Regions from separate parts of the Homo sapiens genome. Here regions 1 and 2 are each linked to region 3. Evidence: chromatin contacts called from ENCODE Hi-C or POLR2A ChIA-PET data. All regions are on one chromosome and are shown on one strand. The core of a region is the stretch at or near the end of the contact, and the rest is flanking DNA. Distances in the headings are between cores, read along the strand shown. Region 1 overlaps ALPK3 (alpha kinase 3). Region 2 overlaps ALPK3 (alpha kinase 3). Region 3 holds the start of SEC11A (SEC11 homolog A, signal peptidase complex subunit).

What was found. Hi-C counts contacts between places; a loop is a spot of excess contacts on that map. ChIA-PET counts read pairs that join two places held with the same protein, here RNA polymerase II (POLR2A). Pooled maps may share reads with other maps.
Region 1: a loop to region 3 is called in a pooled map, with 2.8 times the contacts of the local background. The contact joins the enhancer-like site here to the promoter of SEC11A in region 3. A Hi-C loop is called at or near these places in 1 of 168 maps with a recorded cell type or tissue (mammary epithelial cell) and 8 of 50 pooled maps. POLR2A ChIA-PET finds 5 or more read pairs at or near these places in 4 of 52 experiments (Caco-2, SK-N-SH, T-cell and 1 more).
Region 2: a loop to region 3 is called in a map of sigmoid colon, with 1.9 times the contacts of the local background. The contact joins the enhancer-like site here to the promoter of SEC11A in region 3. A Hi-C loop is called at or near these places in 1 of 168 maps with a recorded cell type or tissue (sigmoid colon) and 4 of 50 pooled maps. POLR2A ChIA-PET finds 5 or more read pairs at or near these places in 3 of 52 experiments (HEK293T and activated T-cell).

Annotation. Positions count from the first base shown.
Region 1 is chr15:84,862,459-84,865,536 of GRCh38, reverse strand. ALPK3 (alpha kinase 3) reads right to left here. Exons shown (of 14, transcript NM_020778.5): 10 at 2,622-2,902; 11 at 1,897-1,985; 12 at 872-1,095. Among named protein-coding and RNA genes, the nearest start is that of SLC28A1, 21 kb to the left of the region's middle. RefSeq lists enhancers at 1,348-1,847, 1,848-2,349, 2,918-3,078. Within about 2 kb of position 1,301, at least 4 of the 41 ENCODE cell types and tissues checked have a DNase peak (open chromatin) inside an H3K27ac peak, as active enhancers do.
Region 2 is chr15:84,844,133-84,847,024 of GRCh38, reverse strand. The region is part of intron 5 of ALPK3 (alpha kinase 3); the gene reads right to left. Among named protein-coding and RNA genes, the nearest start is that of ALPK3, 28 kb to the right of the region's middle. Within about 2 kb of position 1,269, at least 10 of the 41 ENCODE cell types and tissues checked have a DNase peak (open chromatin) inside an H3K27ac peak, as active enhancers do.
Region 3 is chr15:84,714,631-84,717,529 of GRCh38, reverse strand. SEC11A (SEC11 homolog A, signal peptidase complex subunit) reads left to right here and starts at 1,391. Exons shown (of 6, transcript NM_014300.4): 1 at 1,391-1,505. The coding sequence starts at 1,455. RefSeq lists enhancers at 43-606, 728-837, 858-977, 607-1,172, 1,648-1,717 and 1 more.

The sequences.
Region 1 (3,078 bases), core at 52-2,551, 150 kb before region 3:
GATGGAAGCATGAGTTTATAAGTTAACAAATAGGTTGACTGATAATGGCTTAATGTTACCTAGCCCGCCCTCCCCCCAGTATATGGAGCTATATATATAATAATTATCGTACAATTTAACCCCAGTGAAACACACATTTGAGTCCGTTTTATATCTCTGGTCTCTAGTTTTCTCACTTATTTACCACAGAGACAAGATTTAATGATGTGTGATATTCCCAGCAACCTCTCCTTCCCCTGAGCATTTTCTCTGTTCCTCTCCTCTGTCCAGTTCTGCTTAATGACAGTAGGCCTGCAGAGAGCTGGTTGAAGAAGGAAGGAGGGTTCATGCCTGCTGGCCTTCCTTTGTTGGGGAGTTCTGGGTAATGGGGGGCGTAGGAATAAAACTAAAAAGAAGCTAGACTAAGTTGCTTTACATAACGAAAAGCTAACAAAGATGGAGGAGGAGGAGAGACAGTAAAGCTACTGGGCTAAAATGGAAGGGAGAGTTTGGGAAGCTTGGAGAGTGAGAAAGTCTAGAGCAAAGCTGCAGGGAAGGGAAGAAGGGAGGTTTTTGAAAAGGGTGGTTGTGGGTTTTGAATTAGACCCCATGTAATGGTCTTTGAAATAAATTCCTTTTTACTTTTAATTGAGCCTGGACTGTGCTCCTTTAAATGCAGCTGCAGTGATAGACTGGGCTACATGAGGTATGTATTAGGGTTGCGAGCAAAATGTTCCGTGTCCAATCTACTTTACAAGATTATTGTGAAAAGCAAAAAAGAATAAAGACAAAGGTGCTTTGTAAACGATCAGCCAAGCACTATGGCTTTGCCTCCTCTGCATGCTTTCACATCCATGCACATGCGTACCCGTGCACCCTCACACCCTCGTACCTGCCAAGTCTGTGACAAGGAAGCTGCCATTTGTCCACTGATACAGCCAGTGTTGGAAGGTCTGGCATTTCTGCATGGCCTCAGAGCTGCCAGATGCTGTCGGAGCCTCAGCACAGCCCCATTCCCGAGAACAGTAAGACTCCAGGGGCTTGCCCAGGTCTTCCTCCAGGGTAGCATATGGGATATTGTTTGCAGGCCGGTAGATCAGATACAGTGGGATGATCCTAAACATAGTTTCACCCTGCAGTAAGCAGGAAGTATGGCCCAGAGAGCTCCTCCCTCCCACCCAATTCTGTATTCTTGGACCTAAAAGAAGGGCCCTTCCAAGAATGTAATTCTCAGCTCCGAGCCCAAAGGACAGCAAAGGAAAGCAGCTCCACCCTGAGTTTGGGAAAGGAAATGGATATTTTTGGCTTCAGAGTCCTGTCCATTCTCTTGGTCAGTGGGATTAGAACCAAACCCTGCTATGGGCATAGGCAGACTGTGTGGCTTGGGTGAGGGATTGAGGCATGTATGTGTCAAACAGAAGGAGCACCTTTAGAGAGGATTCAACCAGATTGTGGCTCTCTGCCAGTGGGACCCCAGGTATGCAAAGGTCAGAGTTCAAGTCTCAAAATGCAAACAATTGCCATTTATAGCTGACTCCTACAAAAATCCACACTGACCCTGCCTGCATACCACGGAAGTGTCCTGATCAGTCTGCCTAGCTTAACCCACCCCATCACCTTCATGGAGTCCCAGAAATTGCTGTGTCCAAACTCTGCAATCAGCAACATCTGCACTAAAGAATGAGGAACCGGGGTGGGCGGGACTCAAGTCCAGAGCAGAGGCTTTTCTCAAGTGGAGAGTAAATGAGGTCTCTATTTCTACATTTTGTGAGGCCACTGAGCTGAGCATGGGGCTGTGAGCCTATTTGCACATGGGCATAACGCAGGATGCCCCTGGGAGGCTGTGAAATCACTGTCTTTGCAGAAGCCCAAGGCAACAGTGCTGCACACTGCACGTCCTCCTCGCTGCGTACTTACTCAGGCACCTCCCCAAAGCCAGGCGCGGCCCGGGCTTCTGCTGCGAAGATTTTGCAGTACTCCCGACTCATGTTCTGGATCTTGCACCCCTGTGGATGAGGGAACCAAATGTGGTGAGCAAAGAAATTCCTCAGTCCTCCACTGTGTCTACCCCTAAGTGAGTGGGCTACCTATTCTGTTAGGGGACTGAGAGGAGGATTCCAGCCCTGGGGGAGGAAGGGCTTACTCCTCCCTGCTCCCCACTCTGCATCTCATTTTCCTCTTTTGTATAACAAGCGGCTTTGGACTTCTTTTCAAACTGAGGTTTTCGAAGTGATTTCTGAACTATTTTTGGGAGTCCTTATGGTATGTGACAGTGTCCCAGAGACCACTCTGTGTAGAGCCAGGAAGACTGCCCACCCCACCCACAGCACCCCCCTTTTATCTCACATATAAACAAGGCTTCCATGAGAGATTATGTATGGGGCAGGGGGAAGGTTTCTGCTGCAAACATAGAGTTTGAAAACTATGGCCCAAGTCGTTTTGAAGCTCTCAAGCTCTCTGAGGCCAAGCATCTGAATTCTGGGCTGCATCTCAGGCTTTCCACAAGGTCCTCCTAGGAGCCTCATAAGGTTGAGACTGAGATGCCTTCTGCCTCGATACTGGGCATCCTAACAGGACCTGGGCTGGGAAAGGGGAGGGGGTGAGAGAATAAAAGAATGGGGTGTGAAGATGGGACATAGTACCTGGATGGTGACGTCGTAGTTTCTGCCCACAAGAGAAGTCTCACTGCTGGGCCCAAACACAAGCAGGCTGGACACCTTGATGATGCACGTGCGGCCCGACTCGAAGATGGGTTCCAGCCCGTAGATGACCTTGGCCTGGGAGGCCTTCCGAAGGCCACACCCATATCCACCCCCTCGGAGCTCCTCGCTTACCAGTCGCCCAAAGAGCTTGTCCCCCCAGCAGCCAGAGTCAGCCAGACCCTTAGCAAACACCATAGGGGTCATCTCAATCTCTTCTCCAACTGAAGGGGAACAGGAGAAATGTGGGAGACCAGGAGCTCCTGTCTCACCAATGTGGGGCTCACAGGGAAGGAAAAGGCCAGAAGAGCCTCCCACCCTGCCAACCTGCTGGGCTCACTTTCCGTCCACGCCTGCTCTTTGGGCACATTAAGTCCCCACCAGACTATGAGCTCCTTGG
Region 2 (2,892 bases), core at 20-2,519, 130 kb before region 3:
TTGGGGCTGAGGTGAGTGGATCACCTGAGGTCAGGAGTTCAAGACCAGGCTGGCCAACACAGTGAAACCCCTGTACTAAAAATACAAAATTAGCCAAGTGTAGCGGCACACGTCTGTAATCCCAGCTACTCCCTCAGGAGGCTGAGGCAGGAGAATCTCTTGAACCCAGGAGGTGAAGGTTGCAGTGAACCGAGATCATGCCACTGCAGCGTGCCAGGCAATCCAGCCTGGGCAACAAGTGCAAAACTCTGTCTCAAAAAAATAAAAAATAAAAAATGAATAAAATTGATATTTGGTTCTTCATATCTTTTACCTCTTTTTGTTTGTTTGTTTGTTTGTTTTGAGACAGGGTCTCCCTTTGTCCAGGCTGGAGTTCAGTGGCGTGATCTCAGCTCACTGCACCCTCAACATCCTGGGTTCAAGTGTTCTTCCCACCTCAGCCCTGCAAATAGCTCAGACTACAGACACACACCACTATGCCCAGCTAACTTTTTTGTATTTTTTGTAAAGACAGGGTTTTGCCATGTTCCCCAGCCTAGTCTTTTACCTCTTTGCTGAGACTTTCTATCTTTCCATTTGTTTCCAGAGTATTCACCCTTACTTGCCACATTTTTATAGTAAAGTCAGATGATTTTAAAGTCAGATGATTCTAACATCTGTGTCACTGTGGCATTGGCACTCTTTGATTGTCTTTCCATGCAAGTGGAGATTTTCATGATTTTTCATATGCCATGTAACTTTTATTGTATTTGGACATTTTAAATATTACAAGACTCTGATTCTTGTTTAAATCTTATGGAGAGTATTAACATCTTTGTCTTGGAAGGCAATCTACCTAGTTGTGTTCAGGCTACAAATTCCATTCAGGCCTCTGAGGTTATAGTTTCAATCTCGGTTCCATTTTCCAAGCATTTCCAATGCTGTTTGGGGTTTTTTTATTGTTGTTGTTTTATTTTTGAGACGAAGCTTTACTCTGTCACCCAGGCTGGAGTGCAATGGCATGATCTCAGCTCACTGCAACCTCTGCCTCCCAGGTTCCCGGGTTCAAGCAATTCTCCCACCTCAGCCTCCCGAGTAGGTGGGACTACAGGCATGTGCCACTATGCCTGGCTAATTTTTTCTATTTTTAGTAGAGAAAGTGTTTCACTATTTTGGCCACGCTGGTCTCGAACTCCTGACCTCAAGTGATCTGCCTGCTTCGGCTTCCCAAAGTGCTGGGATTACAGGCATGAGCCACCACACCCGGCCTGCAGTGCTATTTGGATCTGCCCTGTGTGTGTGCCACCCAGTGGCCAGTGTGGGACTTACATGATGGTTCATTAGTGTTTTTATTCTCGAAGTTTTTTATTCTCCCAAGTATTTCATTCTCAAAGTTTTTTATATGCTCTTCAGAATCAGATCCATGCAGGAACAATCTGGGGATGAGCCCAGAAATTTATAAAGAGTTTATAAACCCAGAGGTCATTAATGATTCTCAGAGGTCATTTTCCCAAGCTTTTCCCTTTCCACGGTTTCCCCCATAGGGCCCCCTTTTTCAGTCTTCTGGCCAAATAGCTGGAGCTTCCTTTACCCCTCTCTGCCACATTGTTTCACACATGAGCCTGTGATCTGGACCAAGGAAGAGACCCAGGAGAAAAAAAAAGGAACAGGGACTTGTCCCACTCTTAGGATCACAGCTCCTCTGAATAGAGGGGAAGATTCTCTTCTCTCAAAGTTTTAGGCACCTGTGGCCTCTGTTGCTACCACTGTCACTGCCAAGAAATCTCTTTTCCATTCCTGAAGGCTGATCTAGAGGGCTTCTGGAACTCTCTCTGCCCAAGTTAATGTTTACATCTGGGTTTCAAACAGCATTAAGACCAGGCCAGGAAATGCCAGAAGGGAAAAAAAAAAAAAGTAAACACCGTAGGTTCAGTGGTACTTTGAGTTCTGGTCTTCATCCCCAATCTGTCTGCGACTATTTGCTTTTCAAAGTTGTCAAGTAGGTGTATTATACATTTTGCCTAAATTTTAGGCTGCATTCAGTGGGAGATACAGAATCAAGTGTATTTACTCCATCTTATCCAGAAATAAAACTGCCATAACCAGAATAAATAATATTAGTTATTGTATTTTTCAGCTCTGGAATTCTAGTTGGTTCATTTTCAAGTCTTTTCCACCTTTTTTTTTTTGAGACGGAGTCTCGCTCTGTTGCCCAGGCTGGAGCGCGGTGGCGTGATCCTAGCTCACTGCAACCTCCACCTCTCGGGTTCAAGCGATTCTCCTGCCTCAGCCTACTGAGTAGCTGGGATTACAGATGTGCATCACCACACCCAGCTAAGTTTTGTATTTTTAGTAGAGATGGGGTTTCACCATGTTGGCCAGGCTAGTCTCGAACTCCTGACCTCAGGTGATCCATCTGCCTCAGCCTCCCAAAGTGCTGGGATTACAGGCGTGAACCACTGCGCTCGGCCTTTTCCACTTTTTATAGTTTCTAGGTATTTGGTGAAATTTGCAATCTTGTCTTCTTATCTCCTTCGATATATGAAGGAGGTAAACTAATTTTAATTTTATAATTCATGTCTAATAATTCCAAAAGTTGGAAACCTGTGGGCCAATTTCTTTCTTTTCTTTTGTTTTTTGAGACAGAATCTCACTCTGTCACCGAGGCTGGAGTGCAGTAGCACAATCTCAGTTCACTGCAACCTCTGCTTCCCAGGTTTAAGTGATTCTCGTGCCTCAGCCTCCCAAGTAGTTGAAATTACAGGCATGCACCACCACACCTGGCTAATTTTTGTTTTTTGTTTTTTTGGGTTTTTTTGAGATGGAGCCTCACTCTGTCACCCAGGCTGGAGTGCAGTGGTGCAATCTCAGCTCACCACAACCTCCGCCTCCCAGGTTCAAGCAATTATCTGC
Region 3 (2,899 bases), core at 142-2,641:
TATTTTGGAATGACTTTCCATTTAAAGAATTTCGAGGATACTACAAAGAGTTCCAGTATATCCTTCATTCATCTTTCCCTAATGGGAGAGAAGGATTATTTTGAAAAAAAAAAAAAAAAAAAAAAAAGAGAGAGAAATGATACCAAGTAATCCAGCTTTAGTCTTTGTTGACTGAAGTGCGTATTAGGAGCTTTGGCCAGTCAAAGCAAAAGGTAGCGAAAAGATAGTCACTTCAAGGTGTCCAAGTTAAGAAAACCAGGAGGTAGAATTCAAGGAGACCATGTCAAATCCTGTCAGCAAAGTCAAGGTCAGAAAGGAAGCCACTTCCTAACGACCCACACCACTGGTGGTCTCATCACGCTGTTGCACCATTTGGATGTTTTCTAATTCTCCCGGGCTGTTTTCTCTCCAATTGGACTGTAAACTCCTGGCAGGCTCAGGCAGTGCTCGGAAGGTCTCTCACACGGTCCAACCTTACGCGAAAAGCACTTATTGAAAGCACCTCGATGGCCGGGCGCGGTGGCTCACGACTGTAATCCCAGCACTTTGGGACGCCAAGGCGGGCGGATCACCTGAGCTCAAGAGTTCGAGACCAGCCTGGCCAACATAGTGAAACCCTGTCTCTACTAAAAATACAAAAATTAGCCAGGTTTGGTGGCGCGCGCCTGTAGTCCCAGCTACTTGGGAGCCTGAGGCAGGAGAATCGCCTGAACCCGCGAGGCGGAGGTTGCAGTGAGCTGAGATTGCGCCACTGCACTCCAGCCTGGGCGACACAGTGAGAAAGAAAGGAAAGAGAGAAAGAGAAAGAAAAAGAGAAAGAGACAGACAGACAGAAAGTAAGCAAGCAAGCAAGCAAGCACCTCAACAGAGACAGAGACGTAAAGAAAGAGAGACAGAGACAGAAAGAAAGAAAGCACCTCCTCAGCTTCCCATAGCGCAGGAGACTTGCTCGACCAGAGAACCTACGGTCAGACGACACATCCACTGCCACACCCATACCCAAGCCGGGACGCGGAACCGCTTCTACCCGCCCACACCGGAGAGGTTGCTCGCGATTGGCCGGGCGGGCACAGAGGCCCGCCTTCCGAAGGTGGCAGAGCAGCCTCCCCAACTAAGCCTGGGTCGCCGCCTCGGTGAAGGGCCGCGGGGCCGAGCGCGGGAAGTGGCGTCCAGTCGGTTTTTGGCAGGCGAGAGCCAGAGCGTGAGAACCCTCCCACGGCGAGGCCAAGCCCTGAGACTGGACTAGCAAGGTCGTGAGTCTCTCTGTCAGCTCTCCGCAGCGAAGGGGCGCGGGGGGCGGGGACCGTGCCCGACCGTGCCAGCTCCCGCCCCGGAAGCGGAAGTGCAAGCACTGCGGGGTCCTGTCCAGTGTGAGCCCGACCCGAGCTCCAGTAGTTCCGCCCGCTGGTCATCGCGCCCTTTCCCCTGCCGGTGTCCTGCTCGCCGTCCCCGCCATGCTGTCTCTAGACTTTTTGGACGATGTGCGGCGGATGAACAAGCGGCAGGTGAGCTTGTCCGTCCTCTTTTTCTCCTGGCTCTTCTTGTCCCTTCGAGGCTGCTGCTGCGGGGCCCGGCGGACCCCAGGGTTCTGGTGTGAGGGTCTGAGCTGGTCTGATACCCGGGTCATTCGCTTTCTTTGGAGACTGTGGCCAGAGGCCGCCTTGTCCGCCTCATTATTTTTAACCCCGAACTGATTCAGGGCCTACCGGGGGCGGGGCGGGAAGCGGTGTCTTCACGTTCCATTCCTCCCACTGAGGCAGGGGAGCAAATGGAAACCGTACGCGCTTGAAGTGGGAGTTGGGGTTGCTTATTGTTTTAGTCATTTTAAGGCGGCGGACTCTTGATTTCTCCAGTCGGAGCGACTCCAGGTGGTTTCGGGAGAGACGAGGTTTAGCCGGTTTCTGGGGCGCTCAGGAAGGCGATTGGAGGCCCCACAAAAACCGTTTTGCTGCTTTCAGCTCCTTGCAACCCTTTAGTAGAGCTGAACCGTAGCGGGCTGCACCGACTTTGACTTGGACCACTCTGGGCTCCGAGTTGGAACAGTTACACTACTTGCCCTTGCGTCCGCTTAGCACTAAGGCGGCAGCCCTCGGAATCTATGGTTTTACAGTCCAATATCAGTGCCACGGGGATCTGGAAATGTAGGTCTCCTGATTTTGTCCTTACACTTTACTTTGATCTTCTAGATCGTATGCCAAATAGTACTGAGAATATTGTTGTAATTATTTAGTCCTTAGAAAAGGTTGTTCTGTTTTATCTTTTGCGCCTAGTGTGTCTGTAGAGCCTAGTTTTGCTGCATCGGACTTTTTTTTTGTTTTAAACAGTATTTTACTGTTATGATTATCCTGATGTCACCATTAAGGATTTTTTTTCCTTGGACTTGCATTTTTTGTACTTATAACTGCCACTTAGGGAAGTAGATACACAACCTTTCCTTACTCCCCTTCAGGCCTTAGCTAGCTCAGTGTCAATTCTGTCAGTCAGAATTGAGCATTCTATAAAAATTGCGCAAACGTTACTTTATGTCTTTATGACAACACTTCAAATTTTTACTTGTATAGTGTTGTCTTTTTTTAATCCATATTTGGATTTCTAGATGCCACAGATATTTCTCTGAGGAAAGTATTTATTTTGAGTCTGATATTTATTGTACTCTATGCTAGGTACAATGAGAGAAATGCAAAGATAGTTAAGAAAGACTCGGCCTTCAAGGAGCCTAAATGTGTAGAAAAGGACTAAGGCAAAACAATAACTTTTTTGAGCTCTTGCCATGTGTGAAGCACTTTATACACCTGTAAGGTAGGTAACGTTGTTCTTATTAAACATGAAGAAAATGAGACTTTGTGAGAAGCAATACAGTATAGAAGTTAAGAATATGGACTCTAAAGCTAGATTTCAG